2 separate regions of the Mus musculus genome follow, and region 2 is linked to region 1. Evidence: chromatin loops called from intact Hi-C (ENCODE). Cell type or tissue: left cerebral cortex. All regions are shown on one strand. Each heading gives the region's core, and the rest is flanking DNA. Links, peaks and the distances in the headings are about the cores only.

The links. Hi-C counts contacts between places; a loop is a spot of excess contacts. Peaks named below come from ENCODE experiments on the same cell type or tissue, not always from the same donor. Only the 100,000 strongest peaks of a DNase experiment are listed, where the experiment ranks them.
Region 2: it touches region 1 in a loop (2.8-fold over the local background); 16 of 42 quality-filtered maps call a loop at or near these places.

The regions. Positions count from the first base shown.
Region 1 is chr16:97,589,084-97,597,418 of GRCm38, reverse strand. Tmprss2 (transmembrane protease, serine 2) reads left to right here. Exons shown (of 14, transcript NM_015775.2): 3 at 460-679; 4 at 5,909-5,995; 5 at 6,480-6,599. Among named protein-coding and RNA genes, the nearest start is that of Tmprss2, 18 kb to the left of the region's middle. In left cerebral cortex, for the core only: a CTCF peak has its summit at 4,101 (motif pointing right); a DNase peak (open chromatin) is centred at 4,115.
Region 2 is chr16:97,440,486-97,448,820 of GRCm38, reverse strand. Bace2 (beta-site APP-cleaving enzyme 2) reads right to left here. Exons shown (of 9, transcript NM_019517.5): 9 at 5,885-8,335. It also overlaps the pseudogene Mx1. Among named protein-coding and RNA genes, the nearest start is that of Fam3b, 60 kb to the left of the region's middle. In left cerebral cortex, for the core only: a CTCF peak has its summit at 4,793; DNase peaks (open chromatin) are centred at 1,287, 4,754, 6,635 and 7,304.

The DNA.
Region 1 (8,335 bases), core at 302-8,301:
TATCTGAATATGAGGTCCCTTTAGCAGGTGAGTTCTCAGATATGAGCTATATCCTGAACCTTGACATTAACCTGGCTCAAAATTTCAGACCTCAAGGCTCAGGGGGTGATTTAGAGGAGGAACCAGAGAATGCGACTCTAACTGTGTGACTTTTGACCCCAAACTTGTATGTATGTTTTCTACAGAATCTTAGTTATCGGTCACCTTTTCTTTATTTCAAAGAACAAATAATGAAAAAAAAAAAATGGTCCAGGAAACCAAAGCTAATGAAACACAGATAGTTGAGCGTTCTAGTTAGTGCAGAAACAAGAGTCTAGTCATGTTAAGCAAGTTGCTGTGATGACAGAGTGATTGGCAATCTGCTGGCTCTCTCCCTGTTTTCTGTGAACAATGCTAACTTTCCAAACCTTTAGAGTGAGTGAGAGCTGTAACTGATTTATCTCCTTTCCCATTGTTTAGGGGTCACCTCCAGGAATCGGACCTTGCTATGAGAACCACGGGTATCAGTCTGAGCACATCTGTCCTCCGAGACCACCAGTGGCTCCCAATGGCTACAACTTGTATCCAGCCCAGTACTACCCATCTCCAGTGCCTCAGTATGCTCCGAGGATTACAACGCAAGCCTCAACATCTGTCATCCACACACATCCCAAGTCCTCAGGAGCACTGTGCACCTCAAGTAAGACTCCTTAGCATTGTATCACAAGGGACTACAGCTTCTGGATCTGCCTTCTCTTGTGGTCTCTTATTTCTCCTACCTTGTCAATAACACTGCACTGCCAACAGGGCCAATCTTGTCTTACCTGCCTTCCACATTGGCTGGTCAGAGCCATGGGCTCTGCCTCATCTCTCTTTGGCAGGGAGAGACCTTCCTCTCCCCTTGGCCTTTGGTGCAGCACCACTGTGTGCTTGCCCAGTTCAGCTGGACTGTTAGGGCATGGTTTCTCAGTCCCTTCTTGCCTCTGTGCTTATGGATGTGTTGTCTTGAATCAACAGTAAGCACTCAAGGTTGGGAGTGAACTGTCTTAGATGTTATTGATGTGCTCAGAACACAGAGGGCTCAGGGTTAAGATACCTCCTGTGACTAGCCAGAGATCTGTTGGAGCTCTCACCTCTGCCAGTTCTTGCCCTAGAAGAAGAAGGGTCTTCCCCACAAGGGGGATTTCTCCCATTCCAGGGCCTGCCCATATACTTTCTAGGGGAGCCAGGCTGCCTCTCCACGGCAAAATTACTCTCCCAGCCCTGGATGTATCATGTCTTCCCCATAGCCCCTTACCCCCCCCCCCCCCATAGCCCCAGAACAGTGCTGAAGGTTGAATATGAAAGCCGAATCTCTTTGCCCTCTCCTGTGGCCCTTTCATTTGATGATTATTCTCACCATTAGATTCCTTACCTCTTATGTCCCTCTACCTTTTAATTCTGGCTGTTCTCAGTGTTGCCTCTCTGGTGTCAAGGACACCAGGGACTCTATTGATAAGCTACTTTATATATTTATTTTTTAAAACTGAGCTTGTTTGTATTACATATGTGCCAGTGCCTATGGAGGCCAGAAGGTGTTGGATCCTCTAGAGCTGGAGTCCAAGGTATTTTCGGTGGTTGTAAACACTCAACATGAATGCTAGGAACCAAATTCGGATCCTCTGGAAGAGCAGTAGATGTTCCTAACTGATGGCTATTTCTCCAGCTCCACACCAGCTTTCTAGCAGAGTTGCTGCTTTATGAGATGAGCACCTGTCTGTGTGTTTCATGTATCGTTCAAGGTTGATACAAAAGTGAATCCTGTGGGCCACCCATACTTCATCAGCAGTCATGTGATAGACCTTAGGCCTCAGGAATCTGTTTGTCCCACTTGGACATTCCTGGCTTTCCTGCTGTCCCTCTCTACATCTGAGTGGCTCTTCTGTTCTTTGCTCTGATCCACCTCTAGTCACTTGCTTTCTTTCCTGTCTGCATGAACTATTTCATCTTAGCCCAGCTGAGGTGCAGAAGACCTGGCCTTTCCTTGCCATGCTGGCTGGAAGAAAGTCAGGGCAAGGAACTGTTAGTTATCAGAAGCCAAAGAGCCCCATGTAAGGCTGCACCTCCAAAAAGACTGTCCTGCCTTCAGTGGTCAGCCCAGAAGGCAGAAGCATCCCGGTGTACCCTACTGAATACTTTTGCACTCCCAGGGAGTAATCAGGAAGTGACAGATGGGGGGTGGGACATCTTAGTTTTCTGTCAATTGCCTATAAATAGGGAGGATAAACACTGAGGTGCGATTTTCCATTATAAACCTGCATTGTAAAATCTCTGGCTGTGCTTTGATAAAATCACTATCTGATAGTTATCCATTCAGACTACAGTCTTGGGCTTCCCACCATTAGCCTACCAGAAGTACAGAATGACCCCCTTGTCCCAAGAACCGGAAAGTATTTTAGTAATTTTATTTTACTATTTTTCACTCACTTTGACAATGTTTTTAAAATCACAGTACTGGGTTAACTGTAGTAAAGAGCATTAGCTGTTCTCACAGAGCATCTGAATTCCTCTACAACTCCAACGGGAGGGAATCCAATGTTATCTTCTGGCCTCTGAGGTGTACACACACACACACACACACACACACACACACAGAGCGAGAGAGGGAGAGAGAGAGAGAGAGAGAGAGAGAGGAAAAAGAAAAAAAGAACATGTTATTGCTATTAAGGCATCAAAAACTACATCTTTGTCAGAATGACATTAAGCTCTGAACCTGTGTCCTACATTATGTTGGTAGCACAACTTTAAATGTTGGGAGTATAAGGACATTCTGCTTTGGATCCATCTGTTTGCTTTAACAACTGTCATGGAACTTACCCATTTGAGTGGCAGTGAATGCACCTGCAAGAGCCTTTGAAGATCAAAGTCAACAGTCCTGTGATGCAGAGATGCCATAGGGCTGAGTCAACAGGCTCTGTTGGGAAGGATAGATATAAATGAACAATGGTGCAGGACTGAACCTTGCAAGTCTATGCTGTGCAGACTGTAGCTGGTGACAAATGCCTGTTCAGAGGTGAAATGGGGGTTTCTTGCTGCACACATGGTCCTGAGTGAACCAGCCAGACTGTGACTCTGCACATGCCCCAACAAGAGGTGAAGGACACCTGATTTAATCTCCCTTACTCACCAGCCAAGTTACTGATTCAGTGTTTGTTTTTTTCCCGCTGAGCTAGGTTCCTGAACATGCTAGGCAAATGTTTACCACTGAGCCACATGGGCAGTTTTAAGCGAGTCATTTTATCTCAGGTACAATGGCATGCAGATAAGTTGCCCAAAGAGGAAAATGTACTTGGTAGTTCATCAGGTGAGCCATAAGGAATTTCTCTTGTGGGTTTCTTGGTGGCTCCACCCTGGTGCCTGAAGGCACCGTCACCCCTCACTGCATTTTGATAAAATCACTGCCTTGTGAGGTTTTCAGACCCAGGCCTCCCCTATGAGGCTGCTGAGAGTTCAGGTTGCCTGCTTTAGCATAGGAGCACAATCCCTGTTGATGGGGATGAGGACCAATCCCCAGGCATTTTTTTTTTATACCATTAGCAGGACGTAGGAACCAGGTGAAAGCAAGTCTTTCAGTCCTAAGCAGGTCAGCTTGGGTCACTTGGCTCCAGAGCCCAACCCCAGCCTGCCTTTCCAACTTCTGGAAGCACAGTGACACTGCAGCTGGGGTCTCCAGACCTGAAGGCTCTTTCTAGCCTGGGAGTGTCCATTTTAATGATATTTCCTATGCTCTGTATTCTATCTCTCAGCCTTTCTTCCAAGAAAAGATCCAGGGACCCCACCCCTTACCCCCTGCTAGAACTTCATCTGGAGAGGGAGTTGCTGGGAATGACCAGCCCCTCACTGTGAAGATGCCAAATTTTAGACTCCCCAGGGCCCCTTCTCTGAAATCAGGCCTTTTCTTTAAACCTTGATACTTTTGGCTGAAACCACTGTCCAGCAGTGCTACCCCTGTTTGCTATGGATAGAAGAAATCAGTTAGGTATTGGAAATCATTCTCTAAATTATTTTATTCTTAGCTGAAATTTTTTATTCTTTCTTTATGAGTGCTTGCACATACATAATGTGCACCAAGTGCATGTAGTACCCACAGGGGCCAGCAGAGGGCACTGGATCCCTTGGAACTGGAGCCAAGGTTAGTTGTGAGTCACCGAGTATGTGACTTGTGCAAGGGCAACTTAACTACTGAGCCATATCTCTGAACAAAGAGTTCCTTCTTTGTTTTTTGTTTGTTTGCTCATTGCTATATCTCTGAACAAAGAGTTCCTTCTTTGTTTTTTGCTTGTTTGCTCATTTTAAACATTTATTTATTTGTGTACCACAGAGTGTGTAGAGGTTAGAGTAGTCTGTTGGATTCAGCCCTGTCCTTCTACCATGTAGGTTCTGGGGACAACTTAGGTCATCAGGCTTGGCAGTAAGTGCCTTTATCTGCCAAACCATTGTAAACCCCACTGTGGCAGGCTGAGTGATTCAATTTATACACTTTAGTTTAATTCCACTTAATTGTAATTACTGAAAGAAAGTGTCAATAGCAGTAAATGGCTAGTGGCTGTCAAATACCACAGGGTTCTTTCAGCAGCCATGGGATGTAGAGAGAATCTCTGAAGCATCACCGGTCAATAAAAAACTGACGGCCAATGAGCTGTAGCAGGAACTAGAAGGTGGGACATCTGGTAGGGAGAGAGAGAGAGAGGAATTATGGGAACTAGTCAGATGGGGGAGATTTGCCTCTAATTCTGGAGGAGACAGCTGTATAAACCTGAGGAGAGGTAACTTACCATGTGGAAGACATAGAATAGAATCAATAGGGTAATTGAGTTATAGCTAGTTGGGGAGCAAGATGAAGCTTATGGCCTAAGCATTTATTCATAAATAATTTGTCTTGGAGTGGTTATTTCTGGGAACAAAGTGGCCAGGAGGAAAAGCCCAAAGTTACTAGGGGAAGGATAGGTGCTCTACCTGAAGCCCCTGGCACCCCCATGATGTGTTGGGGGACAGTATTATATGATTTGTACTTGCAGTTGCTGACACCAGGCAGCTCTCCTTTTCGATCTGGGTGTTTGTTTGTTTGTTTTTTGTGAGCATTGGCCCATTTTCAAACCCTCCCTAAGGTGATGTTTTAAGAGCTTAGTGTTCTTGGATTTCATTTCAAATTGGAGCTTCAGCTTCCATTTCCCCCAAGCACATATTTTCATGCTGCAGAAGCCTTGAGACTCCCAAGTGGCGCCCTTAACGTTCAAGCTAACATTTGCATGTGTGTGGCAATACTGTTGCATAGGGTGGTTGTGTAGCTCAGTGGTAGAACACTTGCCTAGCATGAGTGAGACACTGGGTTTGATCCTTAGCAGCACGAAAGCAAATGAATTAAATAGGTGCCTTTTCTTCCCTAATGTGGCAAATAAATGGACCCACACACAGTCAGTCAGTCGCTAAACTAGGACTTCTGGCTGCATGACAATGTGAATGAGTGCTCATAAAATCATTCGGCTTCTCAGGCTCAGTGTGGTGTTCCATGAGGAGCATGCAGAATCCAGCACCTTATTGTAAATAGGTGTCTAACTGGGTGTTTTCCCCAGCCTTAGGTAATGCAAGAGTTCTGAGCAAGTTTAAAGGTGCCCAGGTTAAGCTGGCCTTGTTGCTATGTGTAGCAAGTGAACTTTGGACTTGGACTTCTGAGATTTTCCCCTTTTGCTTCTCCTCCTCCTCTTTGTTGTATTCCAGGCTGGCCTTAAACTCTTGCCCGTGTCCTCACCTCCTGAGTACTGGGGTTAGAGGCAGGCATATGCAATCATGCCCAGCCTGACATGTGGTATTTTCAAGTCAAAATGACTCTAAGCATGGCAGAAGGACCATCTTCCTACAGCACTGACCTGAGCACCCCTCTCTTCCGCAGAGTCTAAGAAATCGCTGTGTTTAGCCCTCGCCCTGGGCACTGTCCTCACGGGAGCTGCTGTGGCTGCTGTCTTGCTTTGGAGGTTCTGTAAGTTTGGGGCTGGACTGTGTGCATGGCCGTGACTGTGACCTTCTCCCCAGGCTGGAGGAGCCACCTGATGCCTCCCAGATTGGTTTCCATTGAGGGCAAGGCTGCCTTTTCCTCCCTTTTCTCCATGCACCTATTGCTGTATAAACAGTGTATGTATTCTTGCTTCCACAAATCTGTAGCTTGTGGGAGTCTTAAACTAGTTCTCTCATTCAAGTAGCAACAAGGTTGTACCCTGCTGTTCATTTCCTCCAACAAGGTCACACCTATTCCAACAAGGCCACACCTCCTAATAGTGCCATTTTCCAAGAGCCAAACTTATTCAAAGCGCTACATGTAGCAATGGCATGTCCTTTCCTTGTGAGGAGGTGGTTTTTCCTGTTCACTGGACTTGAGGGTGAATGACAAGACTCCTAAGGGCTCTGCAGTTCCTTGGATGCTCAGCCTGATGAGTTTTCCTCCCTTTCTCCCAATACAATGCCAGGGGACAGCAACTGTTCTACGTCTGAGATGGAGTGTGGGTCTTCAGGCACATGCATCAGCTCTTCTCTCTGGTGTGACGGGGTAGCACATTGTCCCAACGGAGAAGATGAGAACCGTTGTGGTGAGTTATCCCTGGCCCTGGAAGCACTGATCTCTTAACATCTGCCACAAAGTGGCAGTTGGAGACAGCCAGGCACGGTGCTGAGCCCAGGCTCAGGATTGTGGTTTTGGCCCTGCAGCATACACAGTGATGGGCTCAGTAACTCAAACACACATGTTCCCAACTGCCTTTGGATGACAGTTAAAACAAGCAGGCTGTTGAAAATAAGTTAGGGTGCACTATGCTGGGTTTTTTTATTTTTTTATTTTTTGGTTTTTCAAGTCAGGGTTTCTCTGTATAGCCCTGGCTGTCCTGGAACTCACTTTGTAGACCAGGCTGGCCTTAAACTCAGTAATCCGCCTGCCTCTGCCTCCTGAGTGCTGGGATTGAAGGCATGAGCCACCACTGCACTATGCTGTTTTTAAAATGAGTGTCTTTAAGATTGTGCCCAGTGTGACAGCAGTGAACAAGTATATTTGACCCGTCCAGCAGGTCCAGTTATTGGAGGGTCTCAAGGGGACCTTCTCCTAAGAACCAAATTGGGGGGGGGGGGGAGAGAAAAGATGGACACCAAGTACGAGGAAGGACATGGAACCATTCTGAATAACATCAAGGTGTCACTGTGTTAGCAAGGCTCAAGGCTTAAATGCACAAGCAAAAGGGGACGTACTTCTCAGCAGGAGGAATGGGGCAGCGGAAATTTTTCTTTTGGCGACTACTCGGGGAAGCAGGAACTTGGTGGTATCAGGGTGCATCTTGAGGTCAGGACATCCAGTGCTGACTTAGGGCTGGAACCATCTGTGGTTGTTCTCGGAGTGGTGCATAGGTGGCCCACTTTTGACCCCCTTTTCTTCTCGGGGGGAGAGGCCCAATTCAGAGATCAGGACAATTGTGTTGTCTTAATAGCTCCCAACATCTCCCCCGTTTTAATATTTTTATAAAGGCATATTGTATAATAAATTTGTAGCCACGTTTTTAACGACCACCTAAACGTCTGTTTGCTCACCGGGTGATTCTCTAAAACCACGAAGGACACAAAGACAAGTCATCTATGAGGCTTGAATTAACGGTTTCAGTCTGTTGGGTATAACCTGGGCTAGCCAAGGGATTTAGGAACAAAGCAAGCTCCGTGGGTAGAGGTAGAGGTCTGATCCCCAGTGTGCAATGTTAGGGGCCATGTACAGGATTGACTCTCAGGCCCACAGATTTTTACCCAGAGTAACCCTGACCTGCTCCCATGCCGTTTTTCCTGGGAGAAGGACCCTAGGGCACTCAACCTTCATGCAATCAGACATGCCTCTCAGAGACGTCTAACAGCTTCCAGACTAATCTCTGTGCAGTGCTTTAGCCTTACAACTCTCACGGGCGATGGCTTCAAGTTCCAATTTTTCGATGTGTCTGTCTTGGGATGACTGTTTATTTTCCAATGTGGCGAGAATGTATATTACCATGTCGGAAGCACAGACTACGGCAATCTATAAATGATTCGTGGCATGAGACTGATGGCCGAATTTAGGGGGAGGGGAATGATCTTACTTAAGCATTTTATGGAAATTGAGTCTCTCTCCCCGAGACGAGGGTGATGAAGTGGTATCCACGTCTTACTCTTCTCCAGTAACCTGCTTGTTATCGCCAACGTCCAGCCAATAGTAATGAACTGAAACAGATGCGCTTGAAAGAGATGAATCAATTTGAGATTTAACAAATCGGGTCAATTTCTGAAATGCCCAAGGACCAAAAGAAATCAATAATAGGAG
Region 2 (8,335 bases), core at 260-8,259, 150 kb after region 1:
CTGGGAGAGAATCCTTCCCCTCCCCCCCCAACCCCCCAGTTGGAGACTGACTTCCCTCAGGTAGCTAATTAAGAGCTCTGCCTGGGGCTTTGTATAACTCTGCTTCCTGCTGCTGAGAAGTCTGAGGCTTTATGAAGACAGATGCCATCAGCAGAGAGACCTGCCATTTGCAAATAGAGTTGGGCTATCTGTAGACTACCTTCGAGCTCATTTTAGCCTTTTCTATTGAAGGCCCATCTACTTGATGTTCAGGGAAGCTAGTAGGCAGATTCCAACAATGTGATGCCTGTCTAGGTCATGCTCTGTCTGTCTGCTCATGGGGGTTGAGACTGGGCTAGAATCATGCATCTGTTGGGATATCCATCCTTGGAAATCTGGACCCTTCTGGGACTCATAGGAGATCTTTCTTTCTACTTTCAACCCCTTGTGACCTGTCTCTTACTTCCAGGAGTGCAGACGGAATATTGGGAGACAGATCCCTCTGATTATCCAGTACTTCATCCTGAAAACATTTGGGGAGGAAATAGAGAAAACGATGCTTCAGCTTTTACAGGACACCAGTAAGTGCAGCTGGTTCCTGGAGGAGCAGAGTGACACCAGAGAGAAGAAGAAGTTCCTGAAGAGGCGGCTTTTAAGGCTGGATGAGGCTCGGCAGAAGCTTGCCAAATTCTCCGATTAACCAGGCTAGCTATGTGGCTTTCCTGGTCGCTGTGCAATGATCCTTTAGCTGCTAACCTTATGTCAGAACGTTGCCTTTAGACTGTGGAAGCAAGCAAGCCCTTTGTAAACTCTGAGGAGATGAGGAGAGAGGAGCTATGGAGAGTCATTCTACTTCAGCAGGAAGACATGACCCTCTCAAAGCCTAGGAGGATGGCACCTCTCAGGATCCTGCTCCTGTCTTTTCTTTGTCAGGAGGATGTACTGGCTGAGCACCTCAGAAGGGTCGGCTTCTGGTTTTGTACTGTCCTGTCTGGAAGCAGTGCGAGAGGTGCCACAGGGTCCTGGTAGGACAGCTCTTCGTAGGCATACATTTTTTTTTGCAAAAATTTTAACAAGGATTCCACCTCTCTTTTAGCCCACCACCCATCAGAGGTAGTGGAAGAGAAAAGTTATTAGGCTATGGAGGAAGTGGACCTGTTCAGCAATAGTTCTTTGGGGGCAAGCTCAGTCTTCCTTGGCAGCAGTTCAGTCCCATAACAAACACCAAGTATGACTCAGCAGCTGCAGACCAGTCCTCTAGGCAGGCAGACACCACATACAACCAGCAGCTATAGTCCAGTCCTTTCCACAGGCAGAAACCAAGAATGAATCAGCAGCTGAAGTTCAATCTTGATGAAAGCTTGCCATCTAGCCTGAGGTGAGGCTGCAGAAGCAACAAACTGCTGCAGGAACCTCACAAGTAGTTCTTAGGTGAGTTTCTCTCAATGTCAGTGTTACCACAAGTGGAGCTCAACCATGCTATGTAAGGCAAACCATTCCATGCATGTTGATAGTAAAGAATAGCTAGACAGAGCAAACCAAGCCAAGGCTCCGTTGCTCATCTCCAACTGTTTGTGAGGTCATATTTATACTCCTTCATCATGGGTCCTTTCATGTATTTGCAATGTCATATGAAAGCATCCTTTCAGCTGTGTCTGCTTCAGGGAAACATTCTTTCATGTGTTTGCTTCAGCAAGACATCATTTCACCTGTGTACCCCAGCAAAACATCATTTGATATAACTAACTTTCCAAGGAAACTGGACGTTTCCACTTTAGCGCTTCCAATAAAATTCTTGCTAAGTGACACTTGCATGATTTTTCTTTTATTTGCGGGAGGGGCTGAACCCCACAAGAAGGGGAACAGGTAGGGGCAGAGGAAGGTGCACTGAGTCCACCCTTCCTGATAGGGGAGGTAGAACAAGGAGATAGATCAAGTGTTTCCAAGGGACTACAGGGTAGTCAGTGTGAACAGACAAAATAGTGGTGATACTCATCTGTTCTTAGCTACCAGTATAGGCTGAGAATCCATAAAGAAATGTTAAATGTCCTATTTAAGCAGAACACATATGCTGACAGATGCCAAGAACAGCCACTTTGGGTTCTCCTATGTGAAAAACCAGGTCCATCTTTCCTGTCCAAGTTCCCAGGACAACAGGGTACCACTTTTAAGGTAGCATCTCTGACATCATGAAGTAGTATGAACTTTGGGAAGAAGCTTATGAGCATAGATGCTGGGCTTAGTCTTGGGCTGCCTAAAGATGTAGAACCCAATAGAGAGGTCAATGTGGTGGGCCTCAAGGACTCTGTGGGAGGGGAAGGCCAGGTGAGGCCCTTCTAGGAGTCATGTGAAAGTTGGGTCCCCAGAGGAGCAGTCAAGACAGGGACATGTCACTCTCAGCTTCCATAGCACCTCACATCAGCCCAACCTGGTAAGCAGCCCTGACATTCTCAAATTAATAGGGAGCTCCAATGTGGCCCTGTGCTAGGATTAAACACATTAGTGATTAAGAATCACCCATAATGCATTTGTGTCACATTAAGGAAAGAAAAGCCCTTCCCCCTAGAGTCATTTAACAGAGAGCAAGTCCTGATTGAAATTCTTCACCTCATGATTCCCATGTCTTCTGTCTTCTGTCTGTCCGTTTTGGGAGTATGATTCTGTCCTGCCTTTAGACTGCCTTGTGAATCTGTCTTTATGTCTGTGTGCCTGCCACTGATAAAGGACTTGCCTTTGTATTTATCGAACAGCACAAAAAACATCATATGTTGAAGGAATAAGATGCTGGTTTACAGAAATCTTTAACAGAGTTTTACAAGGGACCAAGTTACAGGCTCTGATCTGCTCCAAACAATCCCAACTGACCCAGACAACAAATAGTACTACAACATCATTGTTTATCAACCAATACCAATAAATGCTTATTCATTTTAGAAGGCCTCTGTATTTTCTGTTTTCAGCAAATGATACATATCTAGTTCTAGGTCAGGGCCATTGAAAAACACAATTTAAGATTATGTAACTGTGCTGTCACTAATCTGAAGGGTCAGACTCCCTCCCCCCCCCCCCAGCCAGTGTGCACCTGAGCTGCAAAGAAAAACCCTAAAACACAACCAGCTCAAACTGTGTGTCAAGGCAGGGCACAGTCTATGTGTGGTTCTCCTGGAAGTCCTACCTAGTTTCTCTGCTCCTCGGCAGGTTGGCAGGCTGTCTGAGGTTACACTTGTCTGAAGAAGATGGAATTAGCCAGACCTTTGTTGTATGGCAGCTTATAGCTCTTGTAACCTCTTATAGCAAGACTCCATGTTGGCCTCTTCCCTATAGCCATGGTCACTAAAGCAGCACACCATGGCAGGAGCCAAGTGATGGCAATGTAATATAAGTATTACACTCCACAGAGAGGATCAGGAGACCCTCACCGGGGACTCTAGCTATGTCTCCCTTCCCCAGCTACAAGTGGCCTTGGAAGACACTAGCGTCGCTACTTAGTGAAAGGGTCTTCACGATGTAGCTTCTCTGAGACTGCAATTTGTGATGGGGTTGGATTTTGAGGTGCTGCTGCTGTCTGGGGGTCACCCACATTCCTGGGACTCACTCACTTGTGTTCTGTAAGCAAGCCCGATGGACTCACTGGCTTTACAAGATGGACACTGATGTAACTGTACTTTTGTCTCCAGTGATTCTCCGAGATCAGTAGGACTTCTAGTCTGAAGCTCAGATAGGCTGACTACATTTTGTTCATTGACATACAGTTTGTATATGTTAGACTGGAAACCTTCATCTTTATGTTCTATGTCACAGTCACAGGCTGAGGTCTTGGCCTGTGTGATCCGTCCCACAAAACCAAGCTTAATGACTCTGCACACATCCTTTCCTGAAGGAGTCAGTCCATCTTCTTTGTGCTCCTACCCCCCACCTCAGGGATTAGAAGCATTTTCATGGTGTGAATTTAGAGTTGCTTTGAAGAAGAAATATCTCAGCCCACAGTCTGTCAGTCCCTTTCCTTTACTGTTGAACATCCTGAACATTTTACTTGTTGTGGTTTGGTGCTATTAAATTAAAAACAAAACAAAACAACACCCCCCCAGCCCCCAAAACCTCTTTGATTTTCCATTTCAGTCACATAAGAGCAACTGCACGGGGTTAGGATGATAGATCTAGTAATGAGACAAACTTTAAAATAAATGTGTGTGTTTTTGTGTGTGTGTGTGTTTCTGTGTATGTCTGTTTAGGTCTGTATTGTATAGGTTGAAGAACAACCTAGGGTGTCAATCCTTAGGTGCCTTCTACCTTTTGAGTAGGATCTCTCACTGGCCTGAAACTTTTCCACGTAGCCCTGCCACCTAATCCTTAGGCGCCAAGAGCAGTCTTGTCTCTGCCTTCTGTCTTAGTCGCAGGGAAAGCTGACAAGCCTGGCTTTGTGTGTGGGTTCTGTGTATTTGAACTCAGGTCCCCGAGCTTGCATCACAGATCCATCTCTCCAGTCCTACAAAATGGTGGTTTTGTTTGTCTGTTTTATTTTGCTTTTAATATGGACCATACTTCTGAGAGTGAGAACCTAGACACATTAAGGCATCCTTCTGCGGCGCCCTCAGTTTTCTTTCTAGCATGACAGTTAAGCACACACGCACATAGAGAATTTGAAGATAAAACGTAATCTGGAAACCTGAAACAGTCTGGGCGAGACCTGTAAGCAGTGGAGTGGAAGGATAGGCCTTTGATAAACCGGCCTGAGAAAGCGACCCACGTTTACAGTCTCCAAGGACAGGTCTGTCCACAAAGCTTCTCAACAGCTCCGCCTAGTGTCAGATATGTGAAATCACACCTGCAAAGACACCCACAAATAGGGATGGCAAAATGTAATTCACTTGGGACTGTGGTTTCCAAAACAAAACCAATGGGAAGTGTCTCCCTGGTGATCAGAGAGTGGCAACCTGGGTGTTTACCCACTCACTGCTGCCTCCTCCTAATGAAGGTTTTGCTAGTATTTTGAGACAGGGCCACACGAGTAGCCTAGTCGGCCAGGAACTCACAATCCTCCTGTCCCAGTCACTGCCCCCACTCCCAACTCTCACCATCCCCGTTCTGAGTATGGGAACATACCACTGTACCAGCTCAAATGGTGTCTGAATGCTTTGAGAATTTTTTCATTTCCTCCCGTCGGGGTACTGTTAATAGGGGTGTACAGTCATGGAAGAGCCTACATTGCGTGTCTCCTTGTCACATATAAGGTATTGATGTCTCTGTGTGGGGGCAGCTGTGCTTTCTGTCTCTCTGTGGCCACAGTTCAATTTTAGGTATCTTTCTCTGTTGCTCTCCACCTTACTTTTTGAGACAGAGTCTCTTACCAAACTTGGAGTTCTCTCTTCCAAGCTAAACAGGCCGACCAGGGAGCACAGGGAATCCACTTATCTGTATTCCCACCTTCCCCCAGCCCTGGTGTGGTTTGGTTTTACATGGGCCCTAGAGATCTGAACTCAGTCCTCATGTTTTCATAGTGAGTACTTCACCCACTGGGCCATCTCCCTAGTCACTAAAGAACCCATTTTTAAAAATGAAATTACAGTTCTCAGACAGGTGTTGTTTGGTTTACTGAGTATTTCAGCCGGACCACTAAGCCACATTCTTACCACACACATGGTTATGCATCAGGTTCTGAGGCGTAGCTGCAGGATTGCTTCCGAGATAACTGAGCTGAGCTAAGCGCCACACCAGGGCAAACACTGGGGCTGTGCATCATTGAGTAGTGCCTGGTAGCTGGTTCTCAGGTTCTAGACCATTGAATATGGGCCCTCCATCCACTCACTTAGCTTTGATAGTTTCTAGAAACCTGCATGTTCGGTGACCTGCAGGAATTCCAGAGTTGAGACCCACGAGGCATGAGGTTAAAGAAACAGTTCTGAACCCAAGTAGGAAGTGTTATTTATTCATACTGAGTCAGACATCTCGCTTCTTTTCAGTGGTATATATCTTAGCAGGGTGGACAAGTACAAAAATAAGATTATTCTAGAAAACTCCAGGTTGGAGGGCCTAGCAACCATGTGGCCATTTGTGAGGAGCTACTCTGTGGCACGAATGCCTCTCTGTTTTGCACAGTATTCTAATCACAATTTGATTTGAAATCAGTTCAGTGCCCTGGAAATGGAGGGAGATTCCCCCAAGAAAACATTAACCAGTTAGAAGCATCTTCAGAAATACAATTGCCACTCAAGAACCCTGTAGAAAAAAAAAAAAAACAAAAAAACAAAAATACACTGTATAAAACACTACTTTCTGCCTCTTTTAGAATTCAGTAGATGGCTTGGATCATTTATTTATTTGTGTATTTACTTACTCACCATCAAGGTCTTATCATGTAATTCTGGGTGGTATGGAACTGTGTACAGAAGGCATTGTAGAGATCTACATCTGCCTTCCAAGTGCTGGGATTAAAAGCATGTGCCACTATGCCTGGTGCATGGCTTAGAGCTCTCCCAGCAGAACCGAAACCTTACATGCCTGAGAAGCAGGAGACATGAGTAGCCCTTTCAGTGCCTAGAGGAGAGCATCTTAAACCTTAAGGGTACTCAAGTGTGTAGATGAACAGAGGCAGTAGGAAACAAGCTGTTTTACACTCCAAACTTCAGCTTTTACTTGCACGTGAGAACCCCACCTACGCTGTGGGTCTGGACTGAGTCATCGCTAAAGAGACCAGCCTTCAGCTCCTCACTGGTAAGAATGCATGATCCTGCAGCAAAGGAGGAATTGATGAGGCAGCATTTTATACTCCGGGGGCCAAAGGACAAGAGTTCGCAAAGCTACGAAGACATTTCCCTTCCTCACGTCCTCCCACCTTCCTTTTCGTATTAGGGTTTTGTGAATGCTAGGCAAGAACTATACAAGTGAACTTCACTCCTAACCCCAAGAAATTGTACTTCTTGTGATTTTTACTACGGATTAATAAAGCCTTAACTAGCTATGTTTTTTGTTTTGTTTTTTAATCTCAGAAGGAGATTACCCAATGCTCTCTTAACACTTCATTCTTCATTCAGCAGAACCCATCCTGACAACGTGGAGCCCCTGTGAGAGTTTTCTTCCCCTGATAGGATGCCACAGCTTTACTTATCTCAGAAGGTTCTAGTAGTGTCCACACAGAACAAGGAGCAGCAGAAATCAGCAAGCCAGGTCCCACTCAGATCTGTGCATCTGTTACAAATACAAACTATCTAATTTCCACCCCACCAGAGAAGACACAGCAGTGTTAAATCAGGTAGGGCTGCACAGAAAGCGCAGGTGTCAGTGGTCTCTTTTTACAGACACCAATGTGATTCACAGCTGTGCTTAGCTTAAGAGAGGGCTGATTGTGCCTCTACCAGCTGTAATTATGAAGCATATGGGTAAAAATTCATATTGGCTGTGTGCTCTACTCTGATGAGTGAGGGACATGCCATGTGCTACAGCTTATCTCACACAAACATTTCTCCAGTTGTAAATGGGGGTGTGTGCGTCTGGCACTTTCCTGACACTGACTATTCCTTAATAAATGATTTAATATCATACACTTCTGGTTGTCACTGGGATGCAAATGTTACCCAAGGTTTGATCAAAAAACAAAACAAAACAAACAAGCAAACAAAACACTACAAGTCCTAATAGGGATTTGAACTTACAGTCTAGCCTTCATCTACTATCTTCTCCTTAAGAATAAAAATAATAGGGCACAGTTAAATTTAGAAACATAGGGCATCTGGGTGTGACATCTGATACTAAATCCATAGGAAGCTTGTGTGGTGGGAGGGAGGAAAAATCACTGTCCTTTGAATTTGATATTATGAGTACTCACTCGCCCACTCCTAATGAACTCCTCATTCGTGGGCTTTGTAGACACATGGGTGCCACCAGGAGGCTCAGTTTGGTTTTCAAAATCTTTAGCAACATGACAATTGCTTCAGTTTACTCTCTGACCCAGTGCAGTCAACCAGACTATAATTCAGATGCCTGATTCTGAATGAGACTGGGTACTTATGGACCCTAAGACCCATGAGACCCACTTCTACAGGAAGATCAGAGCCACTGAAGACAGGGCAGAGATTTGAGGCTGACAACAGGGTGGGTAAGTGGTCCAACAAGGCTGGTTATCATGGGACTGTCCAGCTCTGGCTGTCAATAGTCCTTCCTGGGTACACAGTCCCCAAAAGAAACTTGGCCAAGTCAGTGTGGCCCAAGTAACTTTCCCTTGCCCAGTGAACTCCCCAGCACATAGCCTTGAACCTGCAGCCTCAGACCCGGGTCCTGCTCCTGAACTCAAGGAATTCTGGTCTTACTGGAATAGGCATCTTCTAAACAAAACAAATCGTCTTCTGCTGAATGTCTGCTC